Linked DNA regions of Homo sapiens: regions 1 and 2 are each linked to region 3. The links are chromatin loops, found by intact Hi-C in ENCODE. Cell type or tissue: PC-9. All regions are shown on one strand. Each heading gives the region's core, and the rest is flanking DNA. Links, peaks and the distances in the headings are about the cores only. Region 1 overlaps KIAA1217. Region 2 holds the start of LOC105376455 (a long non-coding RNA gene). Region 3 overlaps KIAA1217.

What was found. A loop is a pair of places that touch in the nucleus more often than their neighbours do. Peaks named below come from ENCODE experiments on the same cell type or tissue, not always from the same donor. Only the 100,000 strongest peaks of a DNase experiment are listed, where the experiment ranks them.
Region 1: a loop joins it to region 3, with 2.8 times the contacts of the local background. A loop is called at or near these places in 4 of 110 quality-filtered maps.
Region 2: it touches region 3 in a loop (12-fold over the local background); 2 of 110 quality-filtered maps call a loop at or near these places.

The regions. Positions count from the first base shown.
Region 1 is chr10:24,237,128-24,241,416 of GRCh38, forward strand. The region is part of intron 2 of KIAA1217; the gene reads left to right. Among named protein-coding and RNA genes, the nearest start is that of KIAA1217, 30 kb to the left of the region's middle. RefSeq lists an enhancer at 621-1,146. In PC-9, for the core only: no CTCF peak of the experiment used is centred there; DNase peaks (open chromatin) are centred at 1,544 and 1,954; H3K4me3 peaks cover 2,402 bases; H3K27ac peaks cover 2,031 bases.
Region 2 is chr10:24,462,360-24,466,648 of GRCh38, forward strand. All of the region lies in intron 5 of KIAA1217, which reads left to right. It overlaps LOC105376455 (a long non-coding RNA gene), which reads right to left and starts at 4,027. Exons shown (of 3, transcript XR_930755.4): 1 at 3,394-4,027. RefSeq lists an enhancer at 109-610. In PC-9, for the core only: no CTCF peak of the experiment used is centred there; DNase peaks (open chromatin) are centred at 1,392 and 1,952; H3K4me3 peaks cover 316 bases; H3K27ac peaks cover 2,409 bases.
Region 3 is chr10:24,342,423-24,346,711 of GRCh38, forward strand. The region is part of intron 2 of KIAA1217; the gene reads left to right. Among named protein-coding and RNA genes, the nearest start is that of MIR603, 69 kb to the left of the region's middle. In PC-9, for the core only: no CTCF peak of the experiment used is centred there; a DNase peak (open chromatin) is centred at 2,059; H3K4me3 peaks cover 478 bases; H3K27ac peaks cover 1,665 bases.

The DNA of each region.
Region 1 (4,289 bases), core at 926-3,425, 110 kb before region 3:
AGGCAAATCACAATGTCATTAAGGCTTAGTGAGATGTTTTTCTCATTCAGGGATGGTAGGAAAAATCGTCACTGGACTGGCCACCTCTAATCAACTCTTGGCATTTCTGCCCAGCCTTCGTGTGTTGTCCTTATTGCTGGGATCCTTGTTGCCAAACACTTTCCCAGCTCTAAGTTGTTCAAGATCTCTCTGTCTTGATCATAATAATGTCAATGCTGGTTACAAATTTTTCTCTTGGGTTTACCTCTGCCTGTCCACTGAGGAAACGGTTAATGGAGTTGCTTTCCCATCTGAATTCTTTCTGGACTCTCTCCATTTGCCTTTACATTCTGACTCTTCTCGCTCTCTTTTCCAAGCCTGAATTCAATAAGCAAAAGCTGAGATACTGTAATTTCCTAAATAACCCAAAGGGAAGATCTGGCATAATTTATAACCACTCTGACTGCTGAATCAACTTGCACTTGCTCTTCTCTCTAATGGAACTTTGAAGAATAACTGTAATTGAATAGTGCCTCCACCCCATCTTCAGATTTGACTGAATCAAGCCTAGATCTGGTTATATCTGGTTTTTGTTTGTTTCATGTTGTGTTTGTGCCCCACTGAGTATAAAGCCCAAGTGTGGGCTTCATCTGGATGTATTTTCATCTCACAGAGACATTAATTGAATCTCTGACAATAGTCTTGCCTCCGAGGAGTGCTCCAACTCTGGCTGCGGTATTAAACCAAGGTAGTTCTTGGTTGCCTTCAAAGGTAACCTCCCATCTGTTGACAGTGAACTACGGCAATGCAACGCTTACAGAATCATTGGAGGAGAGGATCCAAAGCGTTTACAATTCCCTGCTATGCAAAGAGTCATTCTGAGTTTTTTTAACCTATGATTGCTCTCTGTAAATACCTGGGTGCACCCAGCAAGGTGTAGAGGTTAATGTTTGCTCTCTGACCTTTGAAGACAGATGCACTGAATATGTTGCAGTTTGCAATGGGATCCGTGGCAAGTTAACAGCAGACTGCTCCTTCAGCTACTGCTGTTTCCAAAACTCTGCAGTGTCACATCTTGCTCGCGGCTGCCTCCTCAGAAGTGCTTCTCAGCTTCCATTCAGCTCCCTGCTGAGTTCCTCTGAAGAACTTTGTACTGTGGCATATGACAGCGACCTGATAACATTATGATAAACTCCTATGGGTTTGAACTCAGTCCTATTCAAATTTTCTGGTGCCTAGTGGTCAGCAGTCTTAGACCTGGGGAGTAAGAGGTGTGTCTGCAGTGAATTTAGAGGTGAGAAGAAAGAGGGCTGGACTCAGATATTGAGTATCTTAGAGCCTACGGACCATTTCCCAAAGCCTAGAATAGATTTCAGCGTAATTCTGGTAATTTACATAAACTAGGATAGACATGCAAAATATCTGGATATGTTAGGAAGGAGTTAAAAAGTTCTCCACACCTTTTCCTACCACCTCTGCAGCCATAGAAGCCGAGGGGAAATGCACACACACACACACATACACACTCTGGCAGGGAACCTGTTTTGCAAGTTTTGCTGGTAAAAAGTTCTAGGAAGGGGGCTGGTGGAGAACAGAGTGGAAAAGAAGTATCAATTGAAGGTTTTTCAAGACCTGAGTTTTCAAGGTAACTTTATCCTGCAGAGAGAGACACGCATGGCCGCTGTAGGTTTTTCTTCCACCAATTAAGTGCATTGTTAGACAGGGAGGGGCAGATTAACGAACGCCTATAATTTTGATCATTGTTTTTTGCAAAACAGCTCAGGCTTTGAAAATGAAGCCATCGTTCCCGGCTAAGTTTCTGCCAACAGCACAAATTATACTGTGCAGAGATCCAAAGCCCCTAAGAAGGTTTCATTAATGAACAATTTCAGACGATTGTTTAAGTCTTCGCCTGACAGGTAATGTTGGCATGTCGGCAGGTGGGGTTAGGGTTTCCATGGAGATTTATGATGTCATGCTTGAAAGAGCATGTCAAGACAGCCGATTTAACAAGTAGCTACTCAAAAAGTCCTATAGGCTACAAGTAGGTTTTATGCAAATGACGAGAGTTTCACTGGGAAAAACTGCAAAAGAAAACAGCCCAGACATGGAGGGGGGTTTTACCTGACAGCTCCGAAGGAAGACCCTGGAGTCCGTTCCAGACAAAAACTTCCAGAAGAATTAGATTTTCTGCTTTAACTGCCGCCTCACCTGTGGAGCTCTGGGTACAGGTAAATATGCGGGGTTTTTTTCTTCCAAGTTTTTGCCAAAAATTATTTGGAAACATTTCGCTCTGTTTCTCGGCATTGTTCTCTTGGCAGGAAGAAGTGAATCAATAAGCCCAGCTTTCCCATAGCAATGTTCGTGCTAAAGGGCTGTTTTTAAGGGCTTTTTTTTTTTTTTTTATTGAATGAACTGAGATTTTTGAATAGAGCTGAAAACAAGCGATGCATTGTGCGTTCTGCTGATTGTGCCCGGTGAATACTGCTATAAAAGTGCCACAGATAAGGGTTAGATGGACAATCTGAAAATTGAGATGCTCCATGTATTTCTTATTTATTCCCAGATGTGTGTGTGTGTGTGTGTGTGTTTGTGTGTGTGTGTGTGTGTGTTCTTTTACTCTTACGACAAACCTGAAATTGAGACTATGGGTAGTTTTGTATTTTCACATTGTAAAAATGCCAAAAATAAAATCCATGGAATGTTGCAGAAATAATCTTTGAATCAGGTTTATGAACATTGCACTTTTTTAAAAGTATGTATCTGATGCTTTTCTCACCGAGGCATTTTTCCCAGACTAGAAAAAAACAGTCCTGATAGAGACATCCAGTTTTTGAGCTTTTAGGGAAGCAGGATTTCTAAATTCCAAGAAGATAGATAAAGACTTCTTGGAGGAAGGTGGGGTGTGGGTGATAAAGGTAGTTTTTAAAGCATGGTTTAAAAGAAAATACTGGTCACTTGGGAGTATGAGGGTTTTTTTTGTTTGCTTCGGCTGCCAGTGAGGATAAGTAAACAGTCTTGCCAGCCATTTGGATGTGATAGCAATCACTGGATGCGGCTGTGGATCTGTGAGTTAGCTGAAAGGGGTTAGTTCAGAGGCATCAGTTGCCCTGTGAGTAGTTAGTTCCACCAAGCTTAAAAAGAACACAAAGAAAGCCTATTGTTTCTTCCACACAGTGCATGGCAGCGTGTGAGGTTAAAGCGGAGTTCAGAATCATCGAAAGATACCTGTGAAATGGGAATTTGGACTTTTGAAACTAAAACTACTTAGGAATAAGTGGATAGGCTTTCAAAATGTTTTAAGAACTGCCTCATGTGTGAGAATGAGACCTCCTGAAATTTTGCAGTTAGATAATGTGGATTAATGCCAGAACTCACATTCATATTAAATTGTTACCACAGTTATTGCAAAACAGTGAGTGACAAAGAACTGTGCCTCCAACATCGGAAGTTCTGGGCGTTGAGTTCTGGCTTCACCACTTAGTGGCTGTATAACTAGAGGAAAGTAAATTCATGTCCTTAGGCCTCAGTCATCATGTCCATAAAATGGGATGCCAGTAGCTAGCTGTGTTGTGAGGATTAAATAACAAAACAGACGTAGCACAGTTCTAAGCATTCATGTTCCAAATGTTAATGATTGTTTTTATTGACTGCTGAAATGGCATTGGATATTTAGAAAGTGTTTTTATATTCTTTACTTCCTCTTATCATTACAAGTAATGACTAGCAGTCAAGTAAGGCTAGTAGTCTTTTTTTTTTTAAAAAAAAAAGACAGGGTCTCACTCTGCCACCTAGGCTGAAGTGCAGTGGCGCGATCTTGGCTCACTGCAACCTCTGCCTCCCGGCTAAAGCAATCCTCCCACCTCAGCCTCCTGACTACTGGTGCATGCCACTGTGCCAGGCTAATTTTTTGTATTTTTGGTAGAGATGGGGTTTCACCATGATGCCCAGGCTGGTCTCAAACTCCTGGGCTCAAGTGATCTACCCACCTTGGCCTCCCGAAATGCTGGGATTACAGGCTTGAGCCACTGCACCCGGCCTTGGCTAGCAGTCTATTTCCACTTTACAGATGCAGAAACTGTGGCTCAGAGAGTTACTGGGAAATACGACATAATAAACTATCCTATACTGCCTGCACTTTTTCTCATTTTAGGAGGCATAGAAAAAAAATGAATGTGTTATTGAAATAACTCCCAGCAGCAGCAATGATTCTGTAAAGTAATTAAAATACAAAATGTTAAGTATGCCAAAGGAGCCAGGGTATTTATATTTTTATATTAATTATGCTTTTGCCACTTTTTTCTAGACAG
Region 2 (4,289 bases), core at 656-3,155, 120 kb after region 3:
ACTTCTCAACAGACTTGTTCATGTTTCACACCATGGCCAGAAATCGAATAAGGAATCCATCAGTGATCACGCGTGGGCAGGCATGAGGAACATCGTTCTTTGCAGAATAGCTTGCAGTGTCCTGAAGTGCACAGCAGGTCACACGCAAACAACCGAGGAAGCTGGGGTTCTTGCTGCCTCACTGCTTAGCAGCTATGGGAAGCTGGGTGAGGTTCTTAACTCCCTGCACTTCTGTTTCCCAACTATTCAAAAAGACATAAGACACCTGTTCTATGTCTTTCACTGAGTTCTGGAGCCCATGAAATGTCACAATTGAGAGCCCTTTGTAAACTGCAAACTGCTATGTGATTATTGGAGTGTTTGTGGGTGGGGTATGGTGAGCACGGGGATTTAAAATCTCTTGTTAGAATATGAAGTGTCACAAGCAAATAAAGCAGTATATCCTATATGGCAACATGTGGTTGACAAGTTACATAGTAGTTTCAAGAACTGTCATAAAGAGAAAAATAAAGTCTAAGGCGCTAAAAAGTTGTAGTTGGGTGCCGCAGATAACTTACTAGCATCCAATCTAGAAAACATTAAAAGGGAGCTGTGCATAAAAGAACAAGGTTCGTCCAGGAAATGGGTGGATGTGCAGAGATGGAGATAAGAGAAGGAATTATTTGTACCATCTGTTGCAAGTGGCATAAAAAAGATATCATTTTACAAACTGTAACTATTTTTGGTACAAAAGGAGGTTGTCCTTGGCCTGGGGAACATGGGAGTAGCCCAGCAGAAGATTGAGTGTCAGTGAGAAGGACATTTTTCTTTTATCCATCCTACAGCACTGCACAATTATTGATTGTGGCTTGGAAGCGAAATGATTTATTTAACATTACTTCTCTATTCTGCTCCAGATTGAGATCTTTAATCACTGTTGGACCCAGGACTGGTCAGCCAGGTCTGGCCACTGGAGGGCTCAGTAGAGTTCCTCTGTCAAAAGATTTATAGAAATAACGCTCATCTTAAATATAGCCATAAGCTAACCGCTGACTGGACCATCTCTTTCCTGGGAATTAAATAATTTTGGCAGCAGTCTGTCTGTCTGTCTGTCTCATGTCTGGGAGACATTCCGTTTACAATCAAATGAAACAATAGGCTAACTAAAACCTTACAAATGGCAATCTTCCCAATTTTACCAATGCAAACAAGATGAATTTGAAATTTTTTCAACGTAATAATCCCTTCCCTTCCTAATATCATCTTCATATCTATAGGCACAGTTCAGATTTTCTTTGAGCAAATGTAATTTTTTTAAAGCCAATGAAGAAATGAATATGAAAGGGAAAATAGGAATGAATATGTGTCACAATACTATTGGCCTTGCCAGAGCATAAAAATTACTTCCTGTTGAGGTAATCCTGAATATTTCCTAGCACGTCCATTCTTAACACTGACTCAGAAAGAATACATTGCTTCCACTTTGCTTTTAGGCCTAGTCAATGAAAGGAAGAGGGAAAATGAAGAGTGGGACACTTTATACACTGCTGGGAAGAGGAACGTAGTAATGGCTGTAATGTCCCAAGGTAGAGAAGGCAGAGAAGGATCTGGTGATGTAATCAAACCAAAGCGTGGGGGTGTTAGTGGTTGCACACACTCATACTGAACCAAACTTTATGGTGAGTTAGCCTGAAAGAGCCCTTCTCTGGAGAATGTGCCTTCCACTGAGATAAAGCCACTGGGTCCTAGATGGCACCAGGATATTGTTTAGGAAATTGGCTTGTCTGGTTCATTAGCAGGTACTCTGGGGCCTTTGGAGATTGAACTCCACCTCTCTTGGGTGAGCTTGGCGCTTGCTAAAGAGCATTTAACTCATCCTGATTCACCGCAGGATTGGGCTGGCTTTCAAACTCCTGACAGTGAATTACTGCTCTTGTAATGACGAATCCATGCATGCATGCTACAGACAGTGCCCTGGAGCATTTTGAAAGTGAAAGGAAATTGCTGTGAACCTGGCAGGAAGGAAGAGAAGGGAGAGGTAAACTAGACTTCTTCTCGCATTGAACCGACCGACTCTCATTGTAACAGGGTCAACAGAAGCCACCTCTCTCTAGCGTAATGGACATGGTTTCTTGTGGTTTTACCCTTTGTTGCTTTTTTTTGGAGCCAGGGTCTCACTCTGTCACCCAGGCTGGAGCGCAATGGTGTGATCTTGGCTCACTGTAGCCTCTCAACCTCTCAGGCTCAAGTGATCCTCCCACCTCAGCCTCCCAAGTAGCTGGGAACACAGGCATGCACCAGCATGCCCAGCTAAGTTTTTACTTTTTGTATAGGCTGGGCCTCCCTATGTTGCCCAAGCTGGTCTCAAACTCCTGGGCTCAGGGGATCCTCCTGCTTCCACATCCCAAAGTGCTAGGATTACAGGCGTGAGCCACATAGCACCTAGCCCATAGCAGATATGGGATAACATGTCGAACATGGCATGACTTGCTTAGCCAAGCAGCAGAGAGACAGAGAGTTCACTGTTTGTTTCCTGGGGGACAGCCTGGCCCCAGACCCTTCACATACAGTCACTGGGACAAGCAACCCTGCCCATAATAAGCAGGTAAAGAAGAATTATAAGAGCCATGTCTGTTAGCACACCTCACGCCATAAGACAGGGTCTTTGGAGGATGTGATAGGGGCGGCATCGTGGCCTAATCAGACAAGGGGGACCACTCCTCCATCCCCCTTCCTGGAAAGTACGTGCTTGACTGAAGACACAAAACAAAACCTGCCTAATGTATACCAGATTCATCAGAAGCTGATAGTGTGTGCCTCCCATACTCTGGTGAGAAATAACAAACCCTTGCTGATTAGATTAAAAGTCAAGAGCTTCCACATTCCTTCTACTGTTTTCCGACCTCTTAGGTGGCATCTGTTACAACCACTTCATCCAAATATTTTTCCTAGTGAGACATCTTAGGAGGGTGGCAATGTCACGTGCTCCATTTGCCCCCTTCTTTAATAACCACAAAGTGATTTGATGGCAGTAAACAGTTTTTTTAGAAAGCCTGCAAAGGACTGGATTTGAACTTGAAAGACGTCATGGAATTCTTTTGGTCAGCAAGAACAACCTCTAAAAGCCTTAAAATGTTTTAAAAATGCACAGGCTGCCCAGAGCGTGGTAGTTGGGTGTGGCGTGAAGCCAGTGGGGCTTCCAGCCCAGTGAGTGGAGTTCCTTGTCACCGTATTCCCACTTGGATAGCTTTCGGTTCCACCCAGTCCCCAAGGGCTCAGAAAACATGATGGTAATCAGAGCCTGCCTGGGAGCGCAGGAGATGCTTCCTTTCTCCCCCACCTTTTGCTAGCAATGCATTAATGCCAGTCCTCCGCTGAGAGCTGCACAAGTCACTTCGTGTTGTGGACACGCACCTTCTTGTACCTGTTCCCCTGGAAGATACCAGCTGTGCTGACAGCGGTTGTAGCCAGAGGTCTCTGGGGATCGCCTACCTTCTCGTCCTTCATCTTGTTTAGGGTGGGGCAGAAGGGCTCTGGTTTCCTTTCCAGAATCCCCTCTGCACAGCCCTGGTTTGCCCTCTCTATCTTTCCTTCTCGTTTCAGATGTATTTTCCAGGGTGATTGCAGTTCCTTGCCCGGCGCTATGTAGGACTGATTAATGGCTGCTACCCAAAGTTCAGCGTGGTAAAACAGGGCTGGTTAATTAATAGACAGCCTCCTTATCTCCCTCATGTTTTCCCTCTGGTGTTAAACCAGGAGAAGAGGCTTACGTTTCCTTCAGCTGCCAATTCCCAGACTTCAAAAGTCTGGCAGCAAAGTGGGTATTGGGTGCTGGTCTAGGTTTTTGCAGTAGCACCTTTAAGTCAACAGAAAACTGATCTGAAAGTTGGCTCCTCTGGATTGAGTATGTTGGGTTTTTTGACAGTTTCATTTCTCGGTGGCTGGTTGTTTGCCCTTTCTAATGATCCTGTTTGCCTTCAGCGAAATATATTTTGTAATATTTCCTTTGCTGTTAACCCATTTACCTAGGCCGTTTAAAGTTCCTTCATTGGTGTTTTCCCTGTAAGCAGTTGTTGAAGGACTGAGTCACCCGTGAGGTAGCCTGTGGTTGGATGTGGGCTGAGGTTATTCAGTGACTAATTTCCAAGGGGAGGAGAAATTGACTTATCACGGGGAAGGTTACTTTTTATCCATGCCAGTGTCAGCTTCTCTCCGAAAACTGGGTAATACGAAATGGTCTTTATTGGTTGTGAACACTCGAGCTGAGAAACATTTTAGGATCTTTGTGTCTTTTGTGATGATTTTGTTTC
Region 3 (4,289 bases), core at 947-3,446:
AAAGCTTCTACCTTCAATTCTCAATCCTCCTTTCTAAAATTAACCATTGTTATTCATTTTTTGTTAGATCCTTTCCTCAAATGGCATATGCATATCCCAGTAGATAGATGCATGGCTTATGTGAACATTTATAAAAATTATAATAATCTACAGTTACTCTGTATGTCGCTTCTCCACTTAGTGATGCATCTTCAAGGTACTTCACATTAGCTCATGCAGATACAACTCAATTTTTTTTTTTTTTTTTTTTTTTTGAAACAGAGTCTCACTCTGTCGCCCAGGCTGGAGTACAGTGGCGCAATCTCGGCTCACTGCAACCTCCGCCTCCCAGGTTCAAGCGATCCTCCTGCCTCAGCTTCCAGAGTAGCTGGGACTACAGATGCATGCCACCACATCCGGCTGATTTTTTATTTTTAGTAGAGACAGGGTTTCACCATCTTGGCCAGGCTGGTCTCGAACTCCTAACCTCGGGGATCCGCCGACCTCTGCCTCCAAAAGTGCTGGGATTACAGGCGTGAGCCACTGCACCCGGCCGACTCAGTTTTTAATGATTACATTGTTTACCATCATATGAATTATCATTTACTAAATCAGTTCCCTATGCTAATTTAAATGATTATTTTTCTAGTTTCTGTCTTTCTCTAACTGCAACTCCTGCATTTCCATCTTTATCCAATTTCTTACGAAGGCAAAGCTGCACTGGATGGTCTGTTCATATATCTGGGTATTTTTTTCCACAGGATAACTTTCTAAAGGTAGAATTGATTGTTCAAAATGTTTACAAATCTTACCAGAAATGTTAGACCTATTTGGATATATATAATATTCTGCAACATATAAGAATGCTAGTTGATAGTTGCTATCCTGTATATTAACTTTTTAAAAGTTTTGCTAACCCAATGAGTAAAAAAAGCTCATTGTTTTGATTTACATTTTTATAATCATTGACGTTAGAGTATATTTTCCTATATTAGTTAGTCAATTTTGTGTTTGTGCGAAGCTCCAGTTTGTGTTTTTACCCATTTTTAATTGGATGATGAGGTTTTTGGGGGGTATTTTTAGACCACTTCATAAATTAAGGAATTAACTTTCACACTTTATGCAAATATTTCTCCAGTTGTTAAAGTTTGCATGTATTTTTCCCATAGAAATTTAAAATTTTCATGCAATCAACCTCAGAAATCTTTCCTCTCATATTTCTGCCTCTGGAATTGTATTTTTAGAAAGAACTTCCCTGTCCTAATATTACATATTAAGCATTGTTTGTGTTCTATACTAGTGCTCTTAGAGTTTAGCTTCCTTACGTTGTAATATTTGATCCTTCTACAGTTTATTTTGAGGCAAGGAGTTTGATAGAGATCTAGCTTTCTTTCTTTTGCCAAGTGGCTAGTCAACAGTACCACTACCACGAACTGAATAATTAATCTTTTCCCTTGTTGATTTGAAATGCCACTTTGTGAGATCCAAATTTCTGCCTGTGTTTGGGTCTGTTTCTGAACTCTATGTTTCATTCCATTGAGCTGTTTTTCCGTCTCCAATTCTACGATGTTTGAGTGACTATATTTTTAGTTATGGGCCATGCAGGGGGAAGATTTGCAAAATTGGTTGCTCAGTTCACTGTTTTGAAACTGCTTAATGAAGAGGCCTCTTTGTTTCCATTTTCTCTATTAACACCAGAATTAGTGTTCACGATGACATTGTATCATCCAAAAAGAATTAATTTTGCCCTTATAATAAGCTTAACAAGATTGAATATAAACAAAATTTTAAATAAATAAGATAATGTTAAAAATAGCATCTAGAAGGATATTTTTAAATGTCTTATCTGGAAATCTCACTTCTGGGACAGCGTTCAATAAATCTACTGTACCTACTCACACACACATTTGTAGACAATCAGACAGAAAACTGTTCGTATTTCTTGCGCTTTGTCTTTTAGAATGTGGCACATCGAATAGAGTTACCAGTTGCCCTGATCTGACTGATTTCGTATAAATGTCTTTGCTTTGGCAACAGTTGAGACCTATTCCTTCTCTGAGGTAAATCTTCTTGCAGAGCAGGAAGTTGAGGTTTTGGGGTAGAGTCCAAGAGTCAGTTCTGACCTTATTATTGGGGAATGTGGAAACCTAAAGCCTTCCATGAGTTAATAATGTGCACAGTGAAGGATTTTTTTCCCTCCTGAACTGATTGGGTATTTTCTAAAAGAGGATGAGCTTTTAATAACAGGAATGTAACTTTTAATTTTAAACAGATCTGTGCTTAAACATGGTCAGGGAATAGCCCCTGCTCAAAAATCTCCTTATTTGTACATGTTATTGTTCAAGGGAGAGACCTTCCTATTTATATGGCGAGAAAATAAATGAGATTTCTTTCTATCTGTCTTCCATATGTTTAATGGTAGGAATGTGTCTTGGATCTTGAATTAAAACAGACTGTGGATTCAGTTAGTTGATACAATTAAGAACTGTTCTTATCTCAGAATCAACTCTGCAGACTATCTCAGAGAATCCAATATCAACCATCCAGGTGGCTAATCCATCATCAACTGAATGGGCAATTTGGTTGCTTCTGTTCAATTGAACAAAGAGGCATAGGCACTCGTTAGTTCCACACCCCAGTCAGAGAAGCAACATGGGTGTGTGACAAAAGGGGTATATAGTCTGTTCTTTGGCTTCAGATATGAAAAAGCTTTTTTCAATCCAACTAATTCAAGACACCAAGCATAGTGATTTCTTCACTGACAGTTAGCATTGAAAATGAACTTCATTTTCCTCCTAACACACACAAAAAAGGGGGTGGTAGAAGCCACGGCAGATCATGGCAGATGGCACTTAGGGACAGCTGTAGTGCTTGGCTTGAGTTCCCCTCCGCATGGAGCACAGAGCTGCCCACTTCGTAGGAATACGGCAATATTTATCTACGCATAGGAGTCATTCCAAATAAAAAGGGTAACAGAAAGAAATTGCAGCCTACTGCTGTGAGCCTATCCAAAGGGTATCCATACATAGCCCAACATTTGAGGTAAGGGCATGGTTTAAGATCTCAAGGAATCAAAACATTATGGAAACACTAACGGGACCATTAGAATAAATGAATGAACCTAAGATCTTCAGTCCGACTTGATTGAGTGCAGATCCAGTCCCCTTTGGAGAGAGTTGTTAAGATAAGACTTAACTGTGACTAAATATACAGGCAAGGAATTGCCTCTGCAACACAAATAAGAAGCTTAGAATAATTTGCCATTTGAACTTTCCTTATATAGTTAGATACTTTGTAGAGAAACCTAGGCTAGGAGTTGGTGATTTTTTTTGGGTGGGGGGGTCGCTTTTTTCCCCCTTTCTCATTTTATTCATTTGACTATCGGCAACTTTACGATTTTTTAAATTGTAGTAAAATACACATAACGTAAAATTACCATCTTAACCATTTTAAAGCGTACAGTTCCGTGGTGTTAAGTATATTCACATTGTTATGCAACCAATCTTCAGAACTTTTTCATCTTGTAAAACTGAAACTCTATCCATTCAACAACAGCTCTCCATCCCCGCCATCCTCCCAGCCCCTGGCAACCACCATTCTACTTTCTGTCTCTGTGAGCTTGACTATTCTAGACAACTCGTTTAGGTAAAATCATAAACCTACTGAAAGTGTTTGGGTTTTTCTATGTGACTGGTTTATTTCACTTAGCACAATGTCCTCAAGGTTCACGTATGTGGCAGCATGTGTCAGAATTTCCTTTTTAAGGCTTAATAATATTCTGGCCGGGCACCGTGGCTCACACCTGTAATCCCAGCACTTTGGGAGGCCGAGGTGTGGGCGGATCACCAGGTCCGGAGATCGAGACCATCCTGGCTAACACAGTGAAACACTGTCTCTACTAAAAAACAAAATACAAAAATATTTGCTGGGCATGGTGGCGGGCACCTGCAGTCCCAGCTACTTGGGAGGCTGAGGCAGGAGAATGGCATGAACCCAGGAGGCGGAGCTTGCAGTGAGCCGAGATCGTGCCACTGCACTCCAGCCTGGGGGACAGAGCGAGACTCCGTCTCAAAAAATAATAATAATAATATTTCTTTGTATGTCTATACATTTTGTTTATTCATTCATCTGTCAAAGGACATTTGGTATTTTGGGTTTTGTTGGCCCTTTTTTTTTTTTTTTTTTTTGGAGGCAGAGTCTTGCTCTGTCACCAGGCTGAAGTGCAGTGGTGTGATCTCAGCTCACTGCAACCTCCGCCTCCTGCATTCAAGCGATTCTTGTGCCTCAGCCTCCCAAGTAGCTGGGACCAC